Regions from separate parts of the Homo sapiens genome. Here region 1 is linked to region 2. A link is an interaction called in ENCODE POLR2A ChIA-PET data of the cell type or tissue named here. Cell type or tissue: Panc1. All regions are shown on one strand. Each heading gives the region's core, and the rest is flanking DNA. Links, peaks and the distances in the headings are about the cores only. Region 1 overlaps PIGL (phosphatidylinositol glycan anchor biosynthesis class L). Region 2 overlaps NCOR1 (nuclear receptor corepressor 1).

Region 1 (9,316 bases), core at 731-8,730, 170 kb before region 2:
CCAGCCTGGGTGACAGAGCGAGACTCTATCTCAAACAAAACAAAACAAAACAAAAAAAACACTGAGTGAACCCTAATGCCTAATGTAAATTATGGATTCCAGGTGATAACTATGTGTCAATCAATGTGGGCTAATCAAGTGTAACAAATGTACCATTTGGGTTGGGGATGCTGATAACCAGAGAGGCTGTGCATGCGTGGGGCAAGGGCTATAACTTCTGCTCAATTTTGCTGTGAACTTAAAACTGCTCTAAAAAATAAAGTCTGTTAGAAATAAAAAAAAGTTATGCAAAAAATGACCCAATACTGTATGTAAGCTAAACATGAACAGCAAGTTAAATTAGAAGAAAAGAAAGATCCACCCATCACTCAAAGTTAACTAATTCTGCTCCAAAGTATTGGGGGCTGAAAACCAGCTGGCATTCTCCAGGCAATCAAGGCTAATCTATTTCCATCAACCCTCTTTCTCCAGTCTTATAGGACCCTTAGCCTCTCTCAAGTACAGTCAGTATGGACCCATGCAGGCACCATTTGGTGGGACCTCTGCCCCCAGGAGCAGATAAGGCCTAGAATTACCAATGTGAAAACATATTTTAGACCCAGTATCCAATGGACCAGGGTGAACCTCAAGCATCTGTGTGTACATCAAGCTCTAGGCTCTTCCTCAGTGATGCATATGTTTTTCCATGTCCATGTGCCTGGGCTTCTGCCCTGATGTAGTTGTCTGTTCCTCTACTGGTAATAAACCCAGCCCAGTTAGTCAAGACCATAAGAGGGTCTGGCAAGATGACATTTCCAAGCCTAGTGACTTGAACCAGTTTTCTCTCCTAGATGCTGGCTATAGTCATCTAGCTCCAAACAAGGTCAACCCAGAATCACAGCAAGGCCCCCCTGCCTGACTCTGACCATCTTGTTAGCTAGAAACACTTGCTGCAATGGCTTACCCAATAGATTGGGCCTCCTTGGAAATAGATACTAGTCCACTTCAAGCCTGTATTCACCCCATTCCCAGGCTACTATAATCTGATGACTGACTCACTGGCGTGTGCTGTTGAGGTCCCTGTGCCTCTGATAGACACATCAGTCTGAGATATGACAATCTGGAGCAAGAGAAGGACAATGGGGACAGAGTTTAGGTACAATAGGAAGAATTTAATAAAACTTCTATAGAAAATCTTCTCTTGGGAAGTATAATAAAATAAACAAATGTAAATGAAAATTTAAAAGTTAGAAATATGCATAAATCTGTTCAAGGATAATGCTGAGCCTAAGACCATCCTAAGTGGGTCTCATTGGCCTTGCAGGCAAAATATCTCTTTATTATATGCATTCATTTAGAAGTCACAGTCCTTTGATGCCAACAAGTCTAATCTTATGCCTTACAGTAAATGAACTGGCATCTAAAATATGTCAAAAATTAGGTTGTAGAAATGAATTTAAAGTGACCGGCTGCTCTGCCTATGGAGTTGCCATTCTTTTGTTTCCTTTACTTAATAAACTTGCTTTCACTTTACTCTTTGGATTTGCCTTGAATTCTTTCTTGGGCAAGATCCAAGAACTCCCTCTTGGGGTCTGGATTGGGACTCCTTCCCGGTAACATCTTCCAGGTGAACCCTGAAGGGACAATACTGAGGAAACTCTGGCCCAAAGGAAATAGACTGCAGCACCAATTGGCCAACTTTGGCTGTACCTGCTTATGATGCCCTAGAAACTGTGTGCTTTCCTGGGCCTGTTCCTCCAAGCGCTCTACCCTGAAACCCATAATCCATTTAAGAAACTGGCAAATGAAAAATCTTAACAACTACTGAATATTATTCTGCCTGTCTGTGTATTTATATGGGTTGTGTGTGTGATATGAAAGCATTTTGATTAACTGGTTTAAAAATAATAGGTGCTTAAATCAAATATTGTCAGAAAAGTAAAAAGTATAAATGCCTTTTAGTTCATGAGACTTAAGTAAATCAGTTTTACATGCAAGGAAAGTGAAATGTGTTTTTGGTAAAAGATTATAAAAAGGCATGTGAATGTGGATTTTTTTTTTTTGCCTAGATTTAAGGGTTAAAGGATTGTTTTAGGTTAGATAGGAAAAAGTTGAAGTTTGAACAAGTTGTGGAAGGTTTGTGAAAAATTAATCTTGTAAAAGAAATTCTGTGTGTGAACATATTAGCTAAAATTAAAGGGGTATTATTCAGTTTATCCATAAATTGAAGACTGGAATAAAAGCACAACAGAGTTTTCTTAGAACACTAATCTGCTCTTTAACAAAAATTGTAAAGGGTTTTAAGAGGTTTATAAGAACCTTACCTTATGGTCAGACATTAAAATTGGATAGATTTATCTATAAAGTTTTATTAAGAATCGGGTTTGATCCTGGGCACAGTGGCTCATGCTTGTAATCCCAGCACTTTGGGAGGCCAAGGCAGGTGGATCACCTGAGTTCAGGAGTTTGAGACCCATCCTCACTGGCATGTGCTGTTGAGGTCCCTGTGCCTGGCCAACATGGCGAAACCCTGTTTCTACTAAAAATACAAAAATTAGCCAGGCGTGGTGGCTCACACTTGTAATCCCAGTTACTCGGTAGACTGAGGCAGAAGAATTGCTTGAACCTGGGAGGCAGAGGTTGCGGTGAGCTGGGATCACGTCACTGCATTCCAGCCTGAGCAAAAGAGTGAGATTCTGTCTCAAAAAAAAAAAAAAAGAATTGAGTTTGACATCAATAATGCACTAATTCAATGGTGAAGTTTGGCTTGTTTGGTATAAAAATCATACAGGAAGCACTGTCAAATATGAAATGGCGCTTGGCTTTCTTTGGGCTGTATTTGTATAAATATGTTATTGGTATATGTTCCAAAATCACAGGAAACTCCTACAATTCTGATATGACTTAGTGTATGTTGTTAATCATTATAATTGTTATGTAAAAATTGTTGTATGCCACAGAAGTAACCAAAATTCTTAGTCAACTGTGGCTTTAATAGAGGCTATCCTAAGGTGTTTTGTCACCCACGGACAATTGTTGTCTTGTCTTTGTCCTCTTTAGAAGGTGGTTTTATAATCAATTATAGAACTCTAACAGGTGTTATTGAATGTAGGTTTCTAATAACTTTGTAAATTGTGACATTAAAATAGAGGAAAAAACTTTCAGGACTCATGAAGAGCTGAAATGTTCATGAATATCAAGCAAAACAGGAGTTAACTGCATGGATTGACCTAACAGAAGACTGAAGCAATCTTTTTTTAACTTTTGGCTTAAAACGTTGCTGATCCTTTCTTTTGTTTTTCAGAGCCAAGGAAATTTTTCTTTTGAGCTATTAACAGCTTTTAACAATTGAGTAAAGTATACTCCTGTGAACAAAATTTGAAGCATATTTGTTTCTCTCTGCCCAATTTCTCCAAAATTCAGAAACCATTTGTGAGCATTTTTAACTTATGGCAATATAATTATTTGCATAAATGCAATAAGAATGTTTTCTTTTGTATCAGAACACAATTGGAGAAACTTTTTTTTCACCAAGGCTTTGACTGGAATGACACTCTTTCCTTTAAGGAATCAAACTTGACTTACAGTGCCAATAAAAGCCCCTTAGGAAAACTGGCCTCATACATTGTCTACGTAGTCCCTGTACAGGGTTCTTGACCTGTGGTAAGTAAAGAATGTCACTTTATGACAAGTCCAGGAGCCCCAAGTTATCTTGGGATCTCAAGAAGAGAGAAATTTACCCAACTCATATAGATATTTGAGGGTACAGACCCATGGCTGGGCTCAGCTTTAAAAAAGTCTTATCTGAGATTCCTTCTAAGGAACAAAATTCCATCAAAGCTGATTTTAAAAGCCTATGTGAAAAATAATTATTGTTGCTGCACTTTATACAAATAATGAGGCCAAGTATAACAAAGCAAATCAGTTACCATGATTTGTCTTTAGTAAAAATGGGAGACTGGAGAGAAAAACGTTATGTTTCAAAAACTATGGTACGCATGTTATCAGAGTCTAGTCATTTTATTTTATTTTATTTTTTGAGATGGAGTCTCACTCTTGTCACCCAGGCTGGAGTGCAGTGGCACAATTGTGCCTTACTGCAACCTCCACCTCCCAGGTTCAAGTGATTCTCCTGCCTCAGCCTCCTGAGTATCTGGGATTACAGGTGCCCGCCACCACGCCTGCCCAGTTAATTTTTGTACTTTTCATAGAGACAGAGTTTCGCCATGTTGGCTAGGCTGGTCTCAAACTCTTGACCTCAGGTGATCCACCCGCCTTGGCCTCCCAAAGTGCTGGGATTATAGGTGTGAGCCACCACACCCGGCCAGAGTCTAGTCTTATCAGTAGTTTTTAAGTTTTTTTTCTGCAATTTAAACTGACTGCTTATTCCTGAGAACCAACCAGTGATCTCTGGCTGCTACTTAGAAGAAACAAGAGGGATAGATAATGTAAAAATCTGGATCAATATTCTAATTCTGGGCACATATTGGAATAAGCTAGTGACCCCATATCAACTTGGTTTCAACAATTGCCCAGTTCATGGAAAGACTTCTTATTTAGTTTACTTTGAATAATTTTACTTATTTTGCTTTACCATTGTGGAATGTGTTGCTGTTGTACTCTTTGTGTAGGAATGCAGGATAAGCTTACTGAATGTTTTCTTAAATTGAACACTTATTAATCTTTCAGATATCACCTTTTGTCAGAGTTATAAATGGCCCTCACCATAATGACGCTTTCTTTCTCTTTTTTTGAGACAGAGTCTCACTCTGTCACCCAGACTGGAGTGCAGTGGCCTGATCTCGGCTCACTGCAAACTCCACCTCCTGGGTTCAAATGATTCTCCTGCCGCAGCCTCTTGAGTAGCTGTGATTACAGGCACCCACCACCACACCTGGCTAATTTTTATATTTGTAGTAGAGACAGGGTTTCACCATGTTGCCCAGGCTGGTCTTGAGCTCCTGATGTCAAGTGATCTGCCTGCCTTGGCCTCCCAAAGCACTGGGATTATAGGTGTAAGCCACTGCACCCAGCCTCCATACTGACACTTTCTGACAGAGCTCCTCTCTACCCCAAATACAAGAGACCCTAATAGGCAGTAATATCATTGCCCCTATTCAGCCTGAAGAAGTCACAGAAGATGGATCTTCATCCCTCTACAGCCCTTAGGATTAAGGGTTCTCTTATAAAAGGAAGGGGTGAAATATGTCAGAGGCATTTGAACCACAGCAATTCCATCTTGAATAGGGGCTGGCTAAAATAAGGCAGAGACCTACTGGGTTGCATTCCCAGGAGGTTAGCATTCTTACTTATAGGATGAGATAGGAGGTCAGCACAAAATACACGTCATAAAGACCTTACTGATAAAACAACCTGCAATAAAAATCCCACCAAAATCCCACCAAAACCAAGATGGCAATGAAAGTGACCTCTGGTGGTTCTCATTGCTCATTATACGCTAATTATAATGCATCAGCATGCTAAAAGACACTCCCACCAGTGCCACTGACAGTTTACAAATGCCATAGCAACGTCAGGAAGTTACGCTCTATGGTCTAAAATGGGAGGAACCCTCAGTTCTGGGAATTGCCCACCTCTTTCCCAGAAAACTCAATAAGCCAGCCCTTGTTTAGAGTATAATCAGAAAATGACTGTAAGTGTCCTTAGTGGAGCATCCCACTTTGCTGGCCGGTGGAACAGCCATTCTTTATTCCTTTACTTTCTTTCTTTTCTTTTTTTTTTTTTGAGACGGAGTCTTGCTCTGTTGCCCAGGCTGGGGTGCAGTGGTGTGATCTCAGCTCACTGCAGCCTCTGCCTCCCGGGTTCCAGCCATTCTCCTGCCCCAGCCTCCTGAGTAGCTAGGATTACAGGCGCAAGCCACCACACTCGGCTAATTTTTGTATATTTAGTAGAGACGGGGTTTTGCCATGTTGGCCAGGCTGGTCTCAAACTCCTGACCTTAGGTGATCCGCCCCCCTCGGCCTCCTAAAACGCTGATATTACAGGAGTGAGCCATAGTGCCCGGCCTATCCCTTTACTTTCTTTTTTTTTTTGAGACGTAGTCTTGCTCTTGTCCCCCAGGCTAGAGTGCCATGGGGCTATCTCAGCTCAATGCAACCTCTGCCTCCCGGGTTCAAGCGATTCTCCTGCCTCAGCCTCCCAAGTAGCTGAGATTACAGGTGGCTGCCACCACGCCCGGCTAATTTTAGTATTTTTAGTAGAGACGAGGTTTCACCATGTTGGCCAGGCTGATCTCGAACTCCTGACCTCAGGTGATCCACCCGCCTCGGCCTCCCAAAGTGCTGGGATTACAGGTGTGAGTCACCGCACCCGGCCTCCTTTACTTCCTTAATAAACTTGCTTTTGCTTAAAATAAATAAATAAATAAACAAACAAACAAAGTGACCTATGTTCTACAGCAATGTTTTCTAGCTGAGATCCGCAAGAGAACTCTTGCCTTCCTCTTCTTGGCCTCAGGTCTGAACTGCTTGTCCTGTGACCCATTTCCTTTACACGCTCCAACCTTCTCACGTCTGGTTTCACTCTTATCTCCTACATCTGGCCTTGTCCTGACTTCCACACTTGACACCTGACACTATCTTCTTGGTAATAACCTTGGTTCCCAACTGACCAGTACTAAGGTTCCCTATTTGTGACAGTTAGCTTCAGAGCACTTTAAATAAATGCCTGTCCTGATTAAGTAGACTCTAGAAGCCCTGATGATCTGGGGCTTTGAACCACGCCCTGTGAGTATCACGGCCATCGATGGAGGCCATCAGTTTGCTAATGAGAACATGAGCCTCTTCACTAGCCAGGAGAACCTGGAGACCTCACCCTCCTCCAGAAGCCCTGTTCATGCCTCTGACATTTCTGCCCTAAAAAGTTTCCAATGGCTTAGTTTAGCTATAGGGCAAAAGGGTTTTCCCTCAAAGAAATGTTTCCCCCCTTTAGGCAGAGTGATATTTTTGGTGTCCAGACTAACAGGGATGAAGAACAGATGAATCATTTAGTGGAGGTGATGCATTATGCAGTCACTAAATGCACACATCTGGGAGACCCTTTGTTTTTTTTCCTCCCTCTTATCTTTGACAACCAATTGGTCATCAAGCCTTAGAATAGCTACCTCTGTAGCAGCACTAGAAACTATCTCCTCTCAATTTCCCCTGCCACTGCTTTTTTTTCTGACTCTGATTTCTCACGTGACCATACCTATTGGTTCCACTGCACCAAGTCTGGAGCCCCCTTCCCAAGCTGCTTTCCACAGTGTTGTCAAAAGAAGTCTTTCTAAAATGAAAATCAGATCAATTTATTGCCCATTTTGACGTACTTCAAAGCTCCTTATAGTTTTAAGACATTTCAATTCCATAACCTTCACCTGACACATGGTCTTTGTGATCTGGCATTTGCCTGGCTCCCTCACTTGATCTTCTGTCATATTCCCTCAGGCATGTGGACTCCAGCTATCTGGAAGAACTCATATGGAATGCACCTGGCTAATTCCTACTTGTCTCTTAAAGCTCAGATCACAGGCAACCTGTCTCTAGTGTCTTTCCTGGCTCCTGCATCTGAGTCCATGGTACCTTTGTGTGCTGTCCTCACATCATTAGTTGGTTTGTTGGCTTTTCCTAGACTGCAAGCTCCTTGAGGGCAAGGACTTGACTTGCCATTTTGTACTCCTAGGACCTGATATTTGAGATATAGTATATGCTCAAAAAATGAGTGCTAAATGAATAAACAAACACATTTCAAAGATTAATAAAGAAACAAAGTGAAACCCATGTTCCTCCCATGTCCTCTCAGAATCCTGTTTCATCCCAACTTCCACGTGAACCTGGCTCAGTGGGGCACCAGTTTTTTGTAAATACCTCAATCACAACTACAGAGTGTGCATCGAACACTGAGAATCATAGAGGACCAGGCAGATGACAAGAATGGCTGAAGGTGACCGACCCAAGTGGCCAGGGAAGTAAGGAGGTAGGAGGACAGCTGGAGCCAGGGACTGTTACAGAAGCCAAGAGTGGTTTCTGGATTGGGGGAGTGGTCAGCATTGGCCAGAGCTGCTGAGAGGTCCAGTAGGACTGGGACTGAAAAGCTTCCTACTGATTTCACAAATAGGAAGTAACCAGTGACTCTGGAAAGAGGAGCTTCAATGGCAGCGAGAAGTAGTAGGACGATGAGCCAGAATTTAATGCATTGGGGAATTAATAACAGGATGTGAAGACAATGCATGTAGATAATACTTGGTTATGAAGGAAGAGAAGTAGAGCAGTAATGGGATGAGGAGGGTTAAGTAGAGGTTTTTGTTTATTTGTTTTTAATGATGAGAGAATCTTGAACAAACAAATATGGAAAGAACCCAAATAATACAATAGGAATAGAGGCAAATGAAAATTTCCAGGAAGGCATGCTATGACTATAACAGATTACATGGCATAGGTCAGAACTATTGACAAAATGTCAATAATGAGGCTGTAAATAACAGATGTCCAGGTGTAGTCCTGGCAGCTAGTTCTAGGAAACAGATTGCTGTTAACTATTCTAAGTTCTGGGAATTTATTTCATAGGTAAAGCAATGGAGTGAGTGGAAATTTGATATTCACAACTTGTTTCAGGCTAAGGATAAAAGGCAGAAATAAGCAAGCTCACAGTAGGGAAATAGTGACACTGACTTTCACAAAATGGGATAAAAAGCAATGGCTTTGGGGTTAGGGTTGCCAATAGCAGATGCCAGTTAAAATTTGATTTTAAGCTGGGCATGGATGGAGGCTCATACTTATAATCACAGTGCTTTGCGGGGGCCAAGGTGGGAAGATTGCTTGAGGCCAGGAGTTTGAAACCAGCCTGGGAGACAGAGGAAACTATGTCTCAAAAAATAATGAAAATAAAATAAAATAAAATTTGAATTTCAGATAAACAAGTGAATAATTTTTTAGTATAATTATGTTCTGGCCGGGCACAGTGGTTCACGCCTGTAATCCCAGCACTTTGGGAGGCTGAGGCGGGCAGACCATGAGGTCAGGAGTTTGAGACCAGCCTGGCCAATATGGTGAAACCCCATCTCTACTAAAAATACAAAAATTAGCTGGGTGTGGTGGTGTGCGCCTGTAGTCCCAGCTACTCAGGAGGCTGAGGCAGAAGAATTGCTTGAACCCAGGAGGTGGAGGTTGCGGTAAGCCAAGATTGCACCACTGCACTCCAGCATGGGCGACAGAGCAAAACTCCATCTCAAAAAAAAAAAAAGTGTTCTATGTGAAATTTGGGACACACTTAACATTAAAAAATTATTGTTTATCTGAAACTAAAATTTAGTTAGGCACTTTGTATTTTATCTGTAACC
Region 2 (8,000 bases), core at 1-8,000:
CTGGAAAAATCCATATAATAATTTATCTGCTGGGCATGGTAGGTCACACCTGGATTGCTTGAGGCCAGATGTTCCAGACCAGTCTGGGCAACACAGCAACACCTCATATTCAAAAACAAACAAATAAATTAAAAGTAGTTATTATCCTTGAAAATTTACAGAATCTTCTGAAAGCTTTTTAGAAAGTGTAGCCAGTGTGTCTCTGGGATTCTCTTGCATTCCTGCTATGAACTTAGAAATATTAGCCTTGAGAATTGCAACTAATTCTGTGACTCTGATATTAGAAAATGATTGTTTCTCTTGAGTTAATTAATATTTTAGTTGGATCCTAAATATCATCCGCATGAGAATGTTGAGTAGATGTACGGGTAATTTTTAACAGGGCAGTAGTATATTTTCCTCTTCTGAGGAGTCTCACTGGGAGAGGCTGACAGCTCATATGAGGTGAAACGTAGGCTCTGTAAGGGGCACAAGACAGAGGACCATCAGGGCTGGGACTTCCAGAACCCTGGGTCTGCAAACACAGAAGATATTAAGCCTTCTATTTAGTAACATGAAGTTATAAATATAATGTAAATAGCTAACGTCTTATAGTTAAATGTGTACACATGTACTCTTACGTATATGCGACCCCAGTAGAAGAATGAGCAATTTTGCATAAACATACTTTGCAGAAGGGAGCATACAATTTTTTTTAAAAAGGAATTAAAAAAAATTTTTGTTTTTTTGTTTTTTGTTTTTTTTTTGAACGAGTCTCACTGTCACCCAGCCTGGAGTGCAGTGGCATGATCACAGCTCACTGCAGATTCAGCCTTTTGGGCTCAAGCGATCTCCCTGGCTCAGTCTACTGTGTAACTGGGACTACAGGAGAGCACCAGCACACAGAGCTAATTTTTTTATTTTTTGTAGGGACAGGTGTCCAACTTTGTTGCGCAGGCTAATCTCAAACTCCTGAGTTCAAGTGATCCTCCCACCTCAGTCTCCCAAAGTGCTGGGATTATAGACATGAGCTCCTATGCTTAGCTGAATTTGTGCTTTTTTATAGTAAAAGAAATTGAGTGGTATTGGCTGGGTGCGGTGGCTCACGCCTGTAATCCCAGCACTTTGGGAGGCCAAAGCGGGTGGATCACGAGGTCAGGAGTTCAAGACCAGCCTGGCCAAGATGGTGAAACCCCGTCTCTACTAAAAACATGAAAATTAGCTGGGCCTGGTGGCGGGTGCTTGTAATTCCAACTATTCGGGAGGCTGAGGCAGAGAATTGCTTGAACCCAGGAGGTGGAGGTTCCAGTGAGCTGAGATCCTGCCACTGCACTCCAGCCTGGGTGACAGAGCAAGATTCTGTCTCAAAAAAGAAAAATAAATTGAGTGGTAAAAAGAAATTCAGTAGTAATATCAATGATGAGTTGTTGCTTATAAAATTGCGTGATTCTTAATGCTAGTGAAGGAAGTTTCTTGCAGCATTATTTATACCAAAAATTGAAAATTACCAAAATGCCTTAAAATAGGAGAATTTTAATTATATGTCAACATAATATATGTCAGTATTATGTCAACATAATGTTTTCATGGGATCATTAATAACAATAATTAGGAAGAATTTGTAACAGTGATATGTTCTGCTCATGGCTACATTATGTTAAAAAAGTGAATATGTAATTACATAGGGCTTTCCTGGTTGTGTTTACATGTATACATAAATATTTATATTCATGTATATGCCTCTGAAAGATTGAAAGGAAATGTACCGGTATATTTAGGATCTCTTACTGTTGGAATAATGAGCAGTGATTTTTGTAGTGTTATGTCTTCCACATTTCAAGGTATATATTATCTTTAGAAAAAATATATATATATTGTTTTTATTAGATAACATTATCTGGAGTGAGTAAAAAGCATGGAGGTATGTGATTTTTGGCTTTTTATACATGTATAGTGGTGAGTAATTCCAAAAGTGGATCAGATGTAACTTTTGCTTAGTTTGATAAAGGCGAGCCATCTACACAAAATTTGGCCAGTTAGTGATTATGGAGAGGTATTTATCTGCACTTTAACCAGAACTATTGTCAAACATGTGACCTCCTTGTCTGGTGTGTGTGTGTGCTTATCAATGTTCTACATTATTTCAGAAATGAATTTTTTTTTCTTTTTAGTTATTTAAATCAAATAATACTCTTTCCTCCTTTAGACTTCACGAAAACCTCGTGAAGAGCGAGATGTGTCTCAATGTGAAAGTGTCGCTTCCACTGTTTCTGCTCAGGAGGATGAAGATATTGAAGCCTCCAATGAAGAAGAAAATCCAGAAGACAGCGAAGGTATCTCAAAATTTTAAATTTAGTTGTGACATCTGCTATCCAGAATAAATAATTTTTAGTCATTTGACTGTGTAGGAGTTGCTTCATTGAGGAAACAGTGTGCCAGTGTTTTCATGGTGTGGAGACTTCAAACTTGAACATAATGTTTTTATTCATTTAATCAACAAATATTTATGTAGCACCTAGGATGGTCCAGAAGATCTTGGAAATGGCAGTCCTGCTTCAGACATCAAGTGCCAACATCAATAAAATACCTGTGTGTCTGTGTCATTGCCACATTTATTTGTTCAGTTAGTATAGTTGGTTACATTTCTCTTTATTTTATTGGCTTAAGTTTGATTTATTTTCATATTTTTACAGAGATTTATATGTACTGTAGTAATGTTTTTACGTAAAAAGAATTAGTGACCTTAGAAGCACCGATAGAAAAAAAAAACACGAAACTTAAGGAAATTTAAGAAATAATGTATCTTTGTCATTTAAACTAATGACAAGTTCATGGAAAGGTAAATGTTTTCTTGATTTTTTTGGTAAGAAAAAAGATACCTAATTTATTTCAGTTTACACTCTGATTAAAGTTTCTGTGGATTTTTTTTTTTTTTTTTTGGAAATTGCTTCTGATGTGGGGATTTTTATAATGCTTTTAGTAGCTCTTCATATATTATAAATTAAACATGTTCATGTTTTGTATATGCAGATAATTTTTTCCATCATTTTCTTTTTGTTTTCCTTTTCAATTACTTTTGTTTAAAGTTTGTGTAATTAGAGTTGTATCTCTTTTCTGTGTAGGGTCTTTATTTTGTATAAGCTTTAAAAGTTGTACATCCTCCAGGTTTAGTAATATTAGATTCCATGTTTTTTTTTTCCTATAGATTATTCTTGTTGTCTTTTAAACTTAAACTTGTATTGAAATGGGTTTTGGCTTTGAACAACCCCTAACCTTAAACTTGTTTTTGGGAGGGTTTGTGAAAAATGAGGTCATCTTTACAAGAGTAGAGAGAGTATTAGAGAAGTCCCACCCGAGGGTAGGGTAAGAGTGCTGCAAACAGGGAAGGTAGTTTGGTGTGTTAATGGCACTTCTAGAGAGGTTGTCAGAGTCTCTTGGTTTTAATGGGTTTGTTTCTGGTGGCTAGTATTCCCTGGGGTTATAAATGTTAATGAAGGCTGGAGGTTAATAAATCTCCTTGGGCTGCCATAACAAAATACCACAGATTGGGTGGCTGCAGCAACTGAAATTAATTTTCTCACGGTTCTGGAGGCTGTACGTGCAAGGTCAAGGTGCTGGCACAGTTGCTTTCTGATGAGGGCTGTCTTTGTGGCTTGCAGATGGCTAACCGCCTTGTTACTTTGTCCTTACATGGCCTTTCCTTTGGGTGTGCGCACTCCTGGTGTCTCTTCCTCATATGAAGACAACTCCTACTGGATTAGAGCCCACTGTTATAATCTCATTTAACCTTAGTCATCTCCTTAAAGGCCTCGTCTTCAAATACAGTTACATTGGGGGGTAGGGCTCCAACAGAAGAATTTTGGTGGGGAGGGGCACAATGCAGTCCATAACAAAGCCCAAGTCTGGTATTAATATGTCTATCTGGGCCGGGCGCAGTGGCTCATGCCTGTAACCCCAACACTTGGGGAGGCCCAGGAGGGCGGAACACGATGTCAGGAGATTGAGACCATCCTGGCTAACACGGTGAAACCCCGTCTCTACTAAAAATACAAAAAAAAGTTAGCCGGGCATGGTGGCGGGCGCCTGTAGTCCCAGCTACTCGGGAGGCTGAGGCAGGAGAATGGTGTGAACCTGGGAGGCGGAGCTTGCAGTGAGCTGAGATCACGCCACTGCACTCCAGCCTGGGCGACAGAGCGAGACTGTCTCAAAAAAAAAAAAAAAAAAAAAAAAAAAAATATATATATATATATATATATATATATATGTCTGATCAAGTGTAGGGTGGCACCATCACATCTGCTCAATCATCTAGAAGAGTTTCCTATTAAGAGGAAATGATTTTCCCAGTAGAATTGTAGGCTCTCTCTTCCTGTTGACTTAGCTTCATTTGGAAAGTGTCAAGAAGAGAACATAAATGCAGCTCATGTGACCTGTGATCTCATACTTATTCCTAATCTCAATGAGACAGCACAGATGCACTGTTTATTGTGTGGCAAGTCTCTTGCCAATTGAAGAACGAAGGCAGCTGCTGAAGGGAGGGTTCCTCTATCTGTTTTCCTAAAACACATCTGAGTGTTTGAGTATCTTTCATGATTAGAAGAATTAAATCAGACCAAACTTCACCAAAATTTGGATTTGCTCTTGTTCTCTTTTTCTACATCATTCTTTAAGGTTTTTTTTTGTATTTTTAGGAAAAAAAAAGATACTCATGTTTGGCTACTGCTTGGTGAAACATTATGCCTTGGAAACCTTCCTACTCTTTTGTGGCTTGGAAGAAGAAAATTGGAAAAGTGCTTATGTCAAATGATATCATCTGCTGTATAACCACTAACATGTCTTCTAATATTTTGAAGATAAATGCCTTGTTAGTTTGCCCTTGGATTTGGGGCTTTCTACCACTATATAAACAGAAATGAAGGTTAAGTTGGGCTTTTTGTTAGCTTTTCAATGCTTTGGTAGGATCTTTCAGTAATGATAATGGCTGCCGTTTTTGTTTGTTGGTTTGTTTGTTTGTTTTAGAGATGGAGTCTCGCGCTTGTTGCCCAGGCTGGAGTGCAGTGTTGCAATCTCAGCTCACTGTAACCTCTGCTTCCCGGGTTCAAGCAATTCCCCTGCCTCAGCCTCCCGAGTAGCTGGGATTATAGGCACTTGCCACCACGCCCAGCTAATTTTTGTACTTTTAGTAGAGATGGGGTTTCGCTACGTTGGTCAGGCTTGTCTCGAACTCCTGACCTCAGGTGTTCCGCCTGCCTTGGCCTTCCAAAGTGCTGGGATTACAGGCATGAGCCACCGCGCCTGGCCATGGCTGCCATATATTAAAACCTTACTACATGTGAGGTACTCTTCTGAATTATTTGCTTGTCTGTCTTTGTTTGTTTGTTTGTTTGTTTGTTTGTTTTTTGGAGACTTGAACTCTCATGTGAACTCCAGGCTCATATATTTGATCACCTACAGTATTTCCATTTGGATGCCTAAGAGCCATCTTGTTGTTAACAGCCAAAGCAAACTCATGTGTCTCTACCACCACAAGCTGCTTTTCCCTCTGGTCTTTCACTATATCAATAAATTAGGTTTTCTTTAGTCTCTTTAGAATTGGATCCTTGTCTCCATTGCTCCTACCCTGCTTCTGAGGAGCCCTCATTGCAGTAGTTTTTTGATTAGTCTCTTGCTTCTTTTTGTTCCATTCTTTTTATTTATTTTTAGAGATGAGGTCTCGCTGTGTCACCTAGGCTGGAGTGCAGTGGCTCGATCGTGGCTCACTGCAGCCTCAAACTCCCAGGCTCAAGCGATTTTCCCACCTCATCCCCCCAAGTATCTGGGACCATAGGCGTGTACCACCACACCTGACTAATGTACTTTTTTATTTTGTGTAGAGACAAGGTCCATTCTGTTTTTTCTTCCACAGCAGCCCAAGTAATTCTTCCAAAATGTGAATCAAATCATGTTTCTTCTCTAGTCCAAATTCTGTAATACTTTCCCATCTCAGTAAAAATAAAGACCCAAGGCCTTACTGCAATTTATGAGGCTCTGCATGAACTGACCTTTGTACCTCTGTGAACTTTCTGCCAGCTGCTTTTTTGTTGGCCCCCTCTGCTCCAACCACACTGTCCTCTTTGCTGTTCCTGGGCAAACCAACCCCGACTTCAGGAGCCTTTGTGCTTTCTAATCCCTCTACCTGGGATGCTCTTCCCCACCATGTGCCTAGGGCTCATTCTCTCATTTCCTTGAGTCCTCTGTTCAGATATCACTTTTTTCTATAATACCTCCTCACCCACTTCTTTCTCAGTTTTGTCGTTTAGTCACTGCACTGATCACCACCTGATATATCACTTCTTTTGTTTTTTTGAGACAGGGTCTCACTCTGTTAACCCAGCGCTGAAGTGTACCAGCGTGAACACAGCTCACTGCAAGCCTTGACCTCTTGGGCTCAAGTGATTCTCTTGCCTCAGCCTCCCAATAGCTGGGATTACTGGTGTACGCCACCATGACTAGCTAATTTTTTAATTTTTTTGTAGAGATGAGGTCTTACTATGTGGCCCAAGCTGGTCTTGAACTCCTGGCCTCAGGCATTCTTCCTGCCTTAACTTCCCAAAGTGCTGGGATTATAGGCGTGAGCCACCACTCTCAGCCTATATCACATATTTACTGTTGTCTATTTCACGCTAGAATATGGGCTCCATGAGAGCATCTGCTTAGGTTTTCTTAAATTGCTGTGTCCGTGGTACCTCAGACAGCTCCCTGCACATACATAGTTGACACTTCATCATATTTGAAAGGATGAATTTGTAGAAGTTTTTTTTATATTGCTGTCTATTATATACAATTAAAAAATATTTTTTTTTCCCAGACGGTTACTTAGGTTTTCACAACCATTCATGTACTTTATAATCCAGCCAGTATTTGAGTCTACTGTGTACCAGGCTAGTACTTAAGTGATAATCAAAATAAATGATCTCTGTCTTCATGGAGTTTATAGCCTAGTGGAAGAAATAGCCAGAAATCATTCTAGTAAATAAATGTAAGATTGTAACTGTAACTAGTACATGTGGTATCAGAACTATATTAGCAAAATATAACTTTGTTAAGGAAACCATGGAAGGCTTTTTTGGGGGGGTGGGGGTACAGAGTTTCACTCTTGTTGCCCAGGCTGGCATGATCTCGGCTCACCACAACCTCCACTTCCCGGATTCAAGCGATTCTCCTACTTCAGCCTCCCAAGTAGCTGGGAGCACAGGCATGCCACATGTGGCTAATTTTGTATTTTTAGTAGAGACGGGGTTTCACTATGTCGGTCAGGATGGTCTCAAACTCCTCACCTCAGGTGATCCATCCACCTCGGCCTCCCAAAGTGCTGGGATTACAGGCGTGAGCCAGTGCGCCCAGCCCATAGAAGGCTTTTTAAGCATGTGATGTTTGAGTTGATCACCAAAGGAAAAGTAGGTGAAAGAGCCTTTCAGTAAAGGTGAATGGCATGTACAAAGTCTCTGTGGTAGAAGATGCATGAGGCATTGAACAAACTAAATAAAGGCCAGTGTGACTTGAATTCAGAGAGCTGTGTGCAAGCTGGAGAGGCTGGAGGGGGCCCACTGGGCAAGGCCTTGCAGATCATACCAGCAATTTTGGGACTTTATCCTAATAGTAATGGGGGTCCACTGAAAAGTTATGAGAGTGAGAGAGTGAGTTATTGTGGTAAAATCTGGCTTTTAAAAAGACAACTCTATCTTTGTTGTAAAGAATGGTCTGAAGTGGAGTGAAGAGAGTTGGTTTTGGACTAGAGTGCTAGCTGTGAAGTTGAACAGGATTGGATAGATTCAAGAGAAATTTTTAGAGAGAAAATCAGTGAGCCTTGTCAAGGCTGGATATGGGGTAAATGAGAAGAGGGTTTAAAAGATGACTTCTTGGTCTCTGTTTTGTTTAATTGGATAGTAAACCCTAGAAAAGAATCTGATTTGCGAGTGGTTATTACAACTCTAGTACAGGACATACTGAATTTGTGCTGCCTTTGATATATCTAGGTAAAG

Evidence for each region. Peaks named below come from ENCODE experiments on the same cell type or tissue, not always from the same donor. Only the 100,000 strongest peaks of a DNase experiment are listed, where the experiment ranks them.
Region 1: POLR2A ChIA-PET joins it to region 2 with 15 read pairs; 2 of 35 experiments call an interaction of 5 or more read pairs at or near these places.

What each region holds. Positions count from the first base shown.
Region 1 is chr17:16,271,440-16,280,755 of GRCh38, reverse strand. All of the region lies in intron 2 of PIGL (phosphatidylinositol glycan anchor biosynthesis class L), which reads right to left. Among named protein-coding and RNA genes, the nearest start is that of MIR1288, 5.9 kb to the left of the region's middle. In Panc1, for the core only: no CTCF peak of the experiment used is centred there; DNase peaks (open chromatin) are centred at 6,685 and 6,935.
Region 2 is chr17:16,103,098-16,111,097 of GRCh38, reverse strand. It overlaps NCOR1 (nuclear receptor corepressor 1), which reads left to right. Exons shown (of 46, transcript NM_006311.4): 19 at 2,186-2,312. Among named protein-coding and RNA genes, the nearest start is that of SNORD163, 46 kb to the left of the region's middle. In Panc1, for the core only: no CTCF peak of the experiment used is centred there; a DNase peak (open chromatin) is centred at 4,377.